Linked DNA regions of Homo sapiens: all the other regions are linked to region 3. The links are chromatin contacts, found by Hi-C or POLR2A ChIA-PET in ENCODE. All regions are on one chromosome and are shown on one strand. The core of a region is the stretch at or near the end of the contact, and the rest is flanking DNA. Distances in the headings are between cores, read along the strand shown.

What was found. Hi-C counts contacts between places; a loop is a spot of excess contacts on that map. ChIA-PET counts read pairs that join two places held with the same protein, here RNA polymerase II (POLR2A). Pooled maps may share reads with other maps.
Region 1: a loop to region 3 is called in a map with no recorded cell type, with 6 times the contacts of the local background. The contact joins the enhancer-like site here to the promoter of TM7SF3 in region 3. A Hi-C loop is called at or near these places in 2 of 37 single-sample maps with no recorded cell type and 9 of 50 pooled maps. POLR2A ChIA-PET finds 5 or more read pairs at or near these places in 10 of 52 experiments (A549, BJ, GM12878 and 6 more).
Region 2: a loop to region 3 is called in a pooled map, with 4 times the contacts of the local background. The contact joins the enhancer-like site here to the promoter of TM7SF3 in region 3. A Hi-C loop is called at or near these places in 4 of 168 maps with a recorded cell type or tissue (IMR-90, ascending aorta, prostate gland and 1 more) and 7 of 50 pooled maps. POLR2A ChIA-PET finds 5 or more read pairs at or near these places in 5 of 52 experiments (GM12878, H1, HEK293 and 2 more).

The regions. Positions count from the first base shown.
Region 1 is chr12:27,178,299-27,181,347 of GRCh38, forward strand. It overlaps the pseudogene LOC124902904. Among named protein-coding and RNA genes, the nearest start is that of STK38L, 64 kb to the right of the region's middle. RefSeq lists an enhancer at 670-719. Within about 2 kb of position 1,638, at least 10 of the 41 ENCODE cell types and tissues checked have a DNase peak (open chromatin) inside an H3K27ac peak, as active enhancers do; they include GM12878, where a contact is called at or near this core.
Region 2 is chr12:27,206,856-27,209,606 of GRCh38, forward strand. No RefSeq gene overlaps it. Among named protein-coding and RNA genes, the nearest start is that of STK38L, 36 kb to the right of the region's middle. RefSeq lists enhancers at 1,219-1,438, 1,779-1,868. Within about 2 kb of position 1,341, at least 2 of the 41 ENCODE cell types and tissues checked have a DNase peak (open chromatin) inside an H3K27ac peak, as active enhancers do; they include GM12878, where a contact is called at or near this core.
Region 3 is chr12:27,012,839-27,015,868 of GRCh38, forward strand. It overlaps TM7SF3 (transmembrane 7 superfamily member 3), which reads right to left and starts at 1,546. Exons shown (of 12, transcript NM_016551.3): 1 at 1,240-1,546. The coding sequence starts at 1,330. RefSeq lists a silencer at 1,239-1,738.

The sequences.
Region 1 (3,049 bases), core at 388-2,887, 170 kb after region 3:
AAAACCTCCAACCTTCTTTTTGTTCATTGGTGAAGTAAAGATCATTAGTGAAGTAGATCTTGGCTAAATAGAGTGGCTGAAAGTAGAAAAACAGTGCACTTCACAACCACTAGAATAAGGCTTTTTTTCTGTCTGGCTTAGTTACATGATACAATTGAGTCTATCCAGGCTTAGTTTTAAGTAACCATTTATTTGGCTGAACAAAATTAGAGCTTGTGTGCATTTATTATAACATATATCCAGGCCCTATTTAATCTCCTAGGAGAAGAAATGTACTAAATGATATACTGATGTCGTGGAAGAGCTTATCCAACTTAATTAAGTAGACTCTTTATTCCCATATAGTAAGTTAGACATTCCGATTCTTTCCGATGATTCTGCACTAGAATTTAGCTGACCAGGGAGTTGGTTGTACATAGCATGGAACACCTTTCTTTTGCCCACAGTTTAATTATGTATGGAGAGTAGAAAAGAGCTTTGGTATGAAAGCCTAAATACAGTTAAGATACAATGAGCTGATGACAAAGATTCTCTCTCTCTTTCACTCTCCTTTTAAGTAGCAATGCAACTGCACCTGATTAGAAGACTGATCTTTGAAAAATAAGTTAAATTCAAATCAAGAAAAGTTTCTTGAGAACACAGTTATCTACAAGGTACTGTGATGAGTAGTATGAATAATAATAAGACAAAGACGTTAATGTCACTTCTCTCAAGAAATCACCATTTAAGGGAACAAACAAATAAGTCCAGACCAGATAGTAATAAAATGTGGGAAATGCTACACTAGTAAACAAACAAACAAAAAAATCATATAGGAACTGTGATGAAGGCACCAATTCCATCAGGGGAGCAGGGAGGAAGGTGCTAAGGGAAATTTTGCAGAAGTGACATTTGAATTGGATCTTGGAGGATTTCCAAGATTTTTGTGGAAAGCAGAAAGGAGAGAGATAAATAAACAGCATGAGCAGGAGCAGAGAACATCAGTGGTTAGGATGAAGCTCTAAAGATTTGCTAAGACCCAGTTATAAAGCATTTAACGGTCTTCTAAGATTGCCTGGGCTTTATTGTGAAAATAATGGAGAAAATTGAAGGTTCTTAGTTGGGGCAGGTTCAGGGACCTGAACAGGTTGAGTTTGGGGGAAGGTGCATAAGAGTGGGGACACAGGGCAATGTGCTGGCAGGGAGAGTGTGTGAACAAGGAAAAGGTCTTGAATTGTAACTCTGGAGAACATCTCGTGGCGGGTTGTGGAAGAGAAATTTATGAAGGAGGCTCCTAAGAACTGCCTTTTGAAAAAAGGAATCCTGAGACAAGCATAAGAAAGCAAAGAAAAAGAGTGATAAGGAAAAGGAATCGATCAGCAGTGTCAAACACCGTACACAGATCTAGAGGAAAACGAAAAAGAAAGCTATTTGGTTGAGCAACTAGACCATTTTTAGTGGCTCCTTTGAGACCACTTTCAATAGAATTAGTAAGGTAGAAACCAAATACCATGTCAGACAAGGAAAAATAATACTTGCAATGCACAGGAAATTTAAAGATAGGCAGGAGCTGATGTTGCATCTCTCAAGGAGGGTAGTATTTAAGAGCAACCAATGGAAATTATGAGAAATAGGAGCTAAAAAGGTCTAATCCCCAAAACCAGACAGACGAGAAACATTTGCAGAATGATGTCATCCTGCCTCCTTGGGTGATACCACTTTGTTCCTCAGATGTTTAACCCAGCCTGCATGAGTCAACATCTATATTTGGGCATAAGGAGAACTACCTTTTGTGCTATGTGCCAGTTCAGAAGTCTGTTTTTGCTAGTCTGGTTTAGCTCTGCCAAATTATTTTAGGCTTATGACTGCATCAACAGCCCATGGAAATTAATCTGTTTAATATCACATAGCTCTAATTCCAGCACACTTACTTCTATTCAATGTAATCTTAATTGGTTTTTTTCCCCTTTGCATTTGGAAGACACAAGGTTTATATTTACAAGTACATTCATAGCAGATTTTAAAAGGCAAAAGTGGAAATGTCAGAAAAACCATATATAGAATCCAAGAGCTTATATCAATTACTGAACATGACTAGAATAATAGTAATAACTTCTGTGAATTAAGTGCCTAGTGTTTGCCAGACAATTTTCATTGAGTATCTTTGATTCTATAACCCTAAAATGTAGCTACGATTTCCATCCAGAAAAGATTAAGTAACTTGATTACATTCACTCAGTCAGCAAATGGAAGAGTAGGGACTCAAAGCTAGACCTGACCCCAAAGCCCGTGGTCTTTCACCACTCTGTGCCCTCTTCAAAATATCATGGTGCCCATTAATGCAAAAGAAAAGTGAACTGGCTGGGTGCAGTGGCCCACACCCATAACCCAACATTTTGGGAGGCCGACGTGGGCAGAGCACTCGAGATCAGGAGTTCGAAACCAGCCTGGCCAATATGGTGAAACCCTGTCTCTACTAAAAATACAAAAAAAAAAAATTAGCCGGGCGTGGTGGCACATGCTTATAATCCCAGCTATTCGGGAGGCTGAGGCAGGAGAATCACTTGAACCTGGGAGGCAGAGGTTGCAGTGAGCTGAGATCTCACCACTGCATTCCAGCATGAGAGACAGAGCGAGACCCTGTCTCAAAAAAAAAAAAAAAGTGAACAAAGTCATATAAGTTATGTTTACAAGTGATGACCGAGATATTCAGTGGTAGAAGCTCTTTTTAGATGTAAATTACTCATCTAACTTTTATTGGGAAGTAAATATTTCAAAATGCATGTGGTTGACCAGACTTAATAGTAAATGACTCTATTTCTAATGGGATATCAGAGGAGAAGGCAAAAAAGGAAATAAGATAGAAGCATTACACAACAGAAACAATGTCTGAAGGAAAATTCAAAATTTAAGAAGAGCTGGAGATGGGTTCTTATAAGATCTCGTAAGATTATAATTTTTCTGGAATTTTGAACTATAGTGATTCATTCTAAGGAAAAGAAATCAGTTCACAGGAAAAGAATCTCCCTAAGATTATTTCCCATCCCCACAAGCATTGAAAAATGCTTTT
Region 2 (2,751 bases), core at 91-2,590, 190 kb after region 3:
TAATATGCATATTCAACTATTTATGATTTATCAATGTGAAACATGGTATATTGACTTCCTACTGCAATGGATGATAACACGGTTTGCTTCTCCACACCTTTCCCAAGTTCCCCTCTGCTCTCCTTTTAGTATAATTACATCACCATTTTTGTTCTTATACTGATGACCTTAAAATTAATTATTAAAACAAAGAGCTAAGTGCTACAAAAGCAGTAAGATAGGAGACATTTTACATAAGGAAGAGGAACTGAACATTTAGGCTGTAAAGTTAGTGTGAGAAATTATATTACAATGCAGTTGTCTTTAACATTCAGTTTGAACTAAATGCCCCCCTCTCAATTCACCTTTCAAGGGAAACTTCACACACACAATGGAGTTTACTGTGCTGCCAAAAAAAAAAAAAAAAAGAAAAAAGCATTTGAATATTAGAAATCAGGTGATATGGCAGTAGATGGGGAACCCTAGTAGAAACTAAAACTGGCTAATTACCCTAGGGATAGAGAGAGGAGGCATGGGTTAAAAAGTGGGAGACCAAGCAATAGACTGAAGGCTCAACATGGCAGAGACCACCAGTTGCCTACTCAACTTCCAGTTAGAACCCCATGTTGTCAAGTATGGCAATGAATTTGGTCAGATAAAACTATTAGGGTTGTACATACTATACTTAGCAATAAAAATGCAGGACTCTCAGTTACATTTGTATTTCAGATGAACAATAAATACTTTTAGCATAAGCATGCTCCATGCAATATTTTATCCAGCATCCCTGAGAAGTATATTTACCAACCTCCCTTGCAGATAGTGGTGGTCAAAGATATGTCAGAAGAGGTCATTGGGTGGAGCATCTAGGAGAGTACTCACGCACATATACTCTTCTCTTCCTACCTCCTTCTGCCTGGAATGCTAACGAGCAGCAGCTGTCCAGTGATCATGAAACAAGCTCGAGGGTAGAATCCAGCACTATGGACGGGATTATAGACAGAGGAAGGAGACTGGCCAACACTGACGATGTTGCAGAACAACCCAACAGCCCTGATTTATCTTACATGAGAAGATAAATGAGAAAAAACAAATTTCTGACTTGTGTAAGCTAGTAAGTTGGGTTTTTATCTTATGTATTTGAACTCAATCCTAACCCAAACACTCCGTGTTCACGTGCCATTAGCAAAAGGTCACAACCATTGTCAGAATCAATCATTTTGAGATAATACATAATACATAACACAGCAAGGTAATTAAAAATGCATAATGATAAAATCAAGAAACCTGTGGGAAGCTCCCACAAGTCATCACAGCTTGCATGCAGCTGACTAAAATAGGGGATTCCCACAGGTTAGTTCATCCAGAAACTGCTGGGAACTTCAGGTCTGCAGTCAGCCCACATATCCGCTTAGAGTGGCCTCCAGAGAGTGATGACTTCACCTTATTGCCTACTTTCTGCAGCTCATTTGGGTGCCTCTCATTTGCAGATGCTACTCTGGAACTATATGGGGAAGGGGATTCTAAGAAATGGAATTCTTGGTTCCTCTTTTCCATTACATAGGAGGAAGGCAGCGATGTTGACAACAAGCAAGCCTAAATCTGCATTAAGTTTTGTTTCATCACTTATTGATTATTATTATTATTATTGAGACAGGGTCTTGCTCTGTCACCCAGGCTGGAGTACAGTGGTGAAATCATAGCTCACTGTAACCTTGATCTCCTGGGCTCAAGCAATCCTCCATGATGGTACATGTCTGTAGCCCTAGCTAGCTCTCAGAGACTAGGACTACGGACATGCACCACCATGCCTGACTTTTTTATTTTTATTTTTGTAGAGATGAGGTTTGGCTACCTCGACCAGGCTGGTCTCAAACTCCTGGCCTCAAGTAATTGTCCTGCCTTGGCCTCCCAACATGATGGGCTTATAGACATGAGCCACTGCACCCAGACTGTTTTATTTTTTTTAAAACCTTTTTGTTTGTTTTAAAAGTCTATGTATTAATAACCATCAGAGTAAACAGACAACCCACAGAATAGGAGAAAATATTTGCAAACCATGCATCTGACAAAAACTAATGCCCAGAATCTTCAAGGAACTCAAATTAGTAAGAAAAAAAAATCCCATCAAAAAGTAGGCAAATGACATGAATAGACAATTCTCAGAAGAAGATAGACAAATGGCCAACAAACACATGAAAAAATGCCCAACATCACTAATCGTCAGGGAAATTCAAATTAAAACCACAATGAGATAGCATAACCTTACTCCAGCCAGGATGGCCATCATTAAAAAGTCAAAAAATAATAGCTGTTGGCCAGGATGTGATGAAAAGGGAATGCTTATACACTGCTTATGGGAATATAAATCAGGACAACCTCTATGGGAAACAGTATGGCGATTTCTTAAGAACTAAAAGGAGATCTACCAGTATATCCAGCATTCCCAACACTGGGTATCTACCCCCTCAAAAAGAAGTCATTATATCAAAGATACCTGCCCTTGTATGTTTATTGCAGCACAATTTCCAATTGCAAAGATATGGAACCATCCTAAGGGCCCACTGACCAATGAGTGGATAAAGAAAATGTGGTATGTGTACACCATGGAATACTACTCAGCTGTAACAAAGAACAAAATATTGCTATTCAGCAACTTGGATGGTTCTGGAGGCCATTATTCCAAGTGATGTAACTCAGTAATAGAAAACCAAATACTGTATATTCTCACTTAGCAGTGAGAGCTAAGCTGTGGGTACACAAAGGCATACA
Region 3 (3,030 bases), core at 296-2,795:
AATACAAAAACTAGCTGGGTGTGGTGGCGGGCGCCTGTAATCCCAGCTACTCTGGAGGCTGAGGCAGGAGAATTGCTTGAACCCGGGTGTCGGAGGTTGCAGTCAGCCAAGATCATGCCACTGCACTCCAGCCTAGGCGACAGAGCGAGACTCCGTCAAAAAAAAAAAAAAAAAAAGTCACCTGAAATCATCAAAAATGGTGTACTCATAGGGAGCCAAGCCCGGGCATGTTGCTTCTTGGCTCCCACAGGTGAATTTGAAGTGGCAATAGAACTTCGTTGATTCTTGTTTTTCTCATTTTAGTTTTACTCTCTATTAAATTGTTATTTTTTACAGTTCATTTATGGATGACAAGTTATTTCCTGTTGGTAGCTGCAATGATTGGGAATTTTGTGATCTCTGTAAACGAATTAATATCTCATAGAGATCTATTTCCTGTTGGATATGAGACAACAGAGAACACAGTTTTTGTCCATTTGTCTTTTTTAAGGTCAAATCGATTAGAAATTTCTTGCCCTCAAGTAAGGAGAACAACTCTGATACCTGGACTGGCAAGCTTTTGTGTTTCTGTGTTTATTTTTCATTTGTGGCTGAACTTGTAGAATTGAGGGTATACACATTCTATCTGTATGTCTATGTATCTGTAATTCAGAAAGTCCTTTATTTCTCATTGTGAGTATGGAATGTTTTCCTGTCTCCAGATGGTATTAATAAATTAGATGGTAAAGGCTCTTTAAAAATAAAGCCTCATTATGGGTTCATTTTCCCTCTCAAACTCTGTAGAACATAACCAGTTTGAAAAGCCTCTAGATTTGGGGGTGTAAAAATTCCATGCAGCTTGAGAGCCATCAGTCATTAAGCCGCTAGTTCCACCCCAAGTCTTGCTGTCCAGAAGCTCAGACAGTCCACTGGGCAGCAAAGAGGCGCTTTAGTAAGTTGAATTAAAGCCACAAACATGGCTGCTCCCTAAGGGAGATAATACTGTGTTAAAAAAAGAGAATTATTTATCTCTTCCCATTTCCTCCGCTAAATGAGGAGGTTAATAGTAAGACCTCCTTAGCCATGAGTGTTTCCGCTGCAGGAAACACCATTCGTGCCGGTTCTGGACTCACCACCCAGCGTGTACCAACGCCCCCAGCACCATCTCCCTGCTAGGCTGACAGACCCCTGGCGGATTTTGACCTCGCAAGAAATGCAAAAGCAACTTTGGGTTGCAGAAGCCAGGCGCCCCGACCTTACCCTCGCTGGAATTCCCGAAGACCTCGGCTGCACCAGCCACCCGGTGTTCGGATGCCAGCACCGCTACGACCAGCAGCTGCAGGAACCCCATTGCTGCCTGGGCCGGGCTGGGCCCACGCCAGGGCTGGGGAGAGGTGCGGGCGTGCGCGCCGGGGCCCCGCAGCCTCGCCCACGCTATCCCGGGGCGCCCGCATCGGGCGCCATCGCCCGCCAGGTGCAGACGCTTCGCACCTGCCAGCTCCGCAGCCGCCGGCGCGCGCCCCGCCGAACTCCTAGCCCCAGCGAGAGGTTTCCTCTTCCGGCACCTGACCCCCAACGCGCGTTCCCGCGCCTCCTCCCGGGCTCTCGCTGCGTCACAGCGGCGGGTCTCTGGGCGCGGGCGGCGCTGGGGCGTTTCCAGGCAGCGCGCGCCTCCTGCCGGCGCGCGGGGAACGCGCAGCCTGCGGTGCTCCCGGGAGCCCCCAGGAAGTCCTGGCTTGAGGCCCGGTCTTGCCCCACTTTTATCTCACCAAGTAGGCAAACCCACTGTGAAAGTACAAAATAACTTTCTGTTGCGGACTAACGTCGCCAGGCTCCTGTTTCCGTGTTTAACGGCCCTTTACAACAGCAAAAAAGAGGAATCAGTTGCTAAAAACACAATTGAAGGTTATTTCCCCCGGTAGCAATTGTCTTCGCTGCTGAGGCTTATGTTAGCATAAAAATGCCAGGAGAATGCTGTTTGTGTAGTGGTTACCGCACTAGTCATAAGCACTACATTTAAAAGTAGTTTCGTTTTCTCTAAGCGAAATATCCTCGAAGACACGGCCTTGGTCTGAACTTCGTCTCAAGTCTCATACCTGAGTGCTGTTTGAGGGACAGTAGTCCATGTGACAGATGGCTCATCGATGATGTGGAATTAGACGCATAGACTTAACGTTATTTGGGGAGGATTGTCTTGCTTTCCTTCCCTGGTTTTAATTTTTTTCACTTATATATTTTGATGAGCAACTTATAGCTTGGAAATTACATGTTCAGTTAGTCCACTACTAAGCTAACAATATATAGCTGTGACCATAATGTGAAGAAGTGTTAAAGACAAAATTATTCAATGATACTTGTTAAAGCACCGAACGAAGACTATTGAGGACTGTCTCAATTGGCATAGGGACCACTGCAACTGGGTCTTGCAGTGGGGAAGAGGGACTGGGCTCAACTCCGAATACAGCGTGGGCAAGAGGGAATTTATAGCCAACCAGCAGTATGGAGTTCAGTGGATGGAAAATTACTAAGAGGAAGCATCAGAGGTAAGGGGCATTTGGTGAAACTGACCTAACAGGACTTCTGAAGACATAACATCACCTGGGGGATGGTGCAGGGTGAGAAAACTGATTAGATATGGAGGAAAGGGGGTTCTTTGCTAAAACTGGATTTTTACAAAGAAGTGCACAGATGGACCTAGCAGAAGATTCAGAAGCCGTACTAGAGTTTGGCCAAGCAAATAATCTTTGTCATAGGCACAATTCTTTCTCTGCTTTCCCACTGCCTGGTCCAAATTTTCACACCTTTGGTAGCACTATCTATTTCTGTAGTGCTTATTCACTCTCCCACATGCCCCTATTCCTATAACCCTCAGTAGATGAAATCCAAGGAAGATGAAAGGGACAATTATGATAAGGGTAGCATCTGAATCAGTGGATGGATTATTCAATAAATTGTGTTCTTAACTGATTAGCTGCACTATGGGCAGAGAGAAGCAGAACTCTATCTCACACTAATTGTGAAAACAAAATCCCAAAGTAATAAAACCATAAA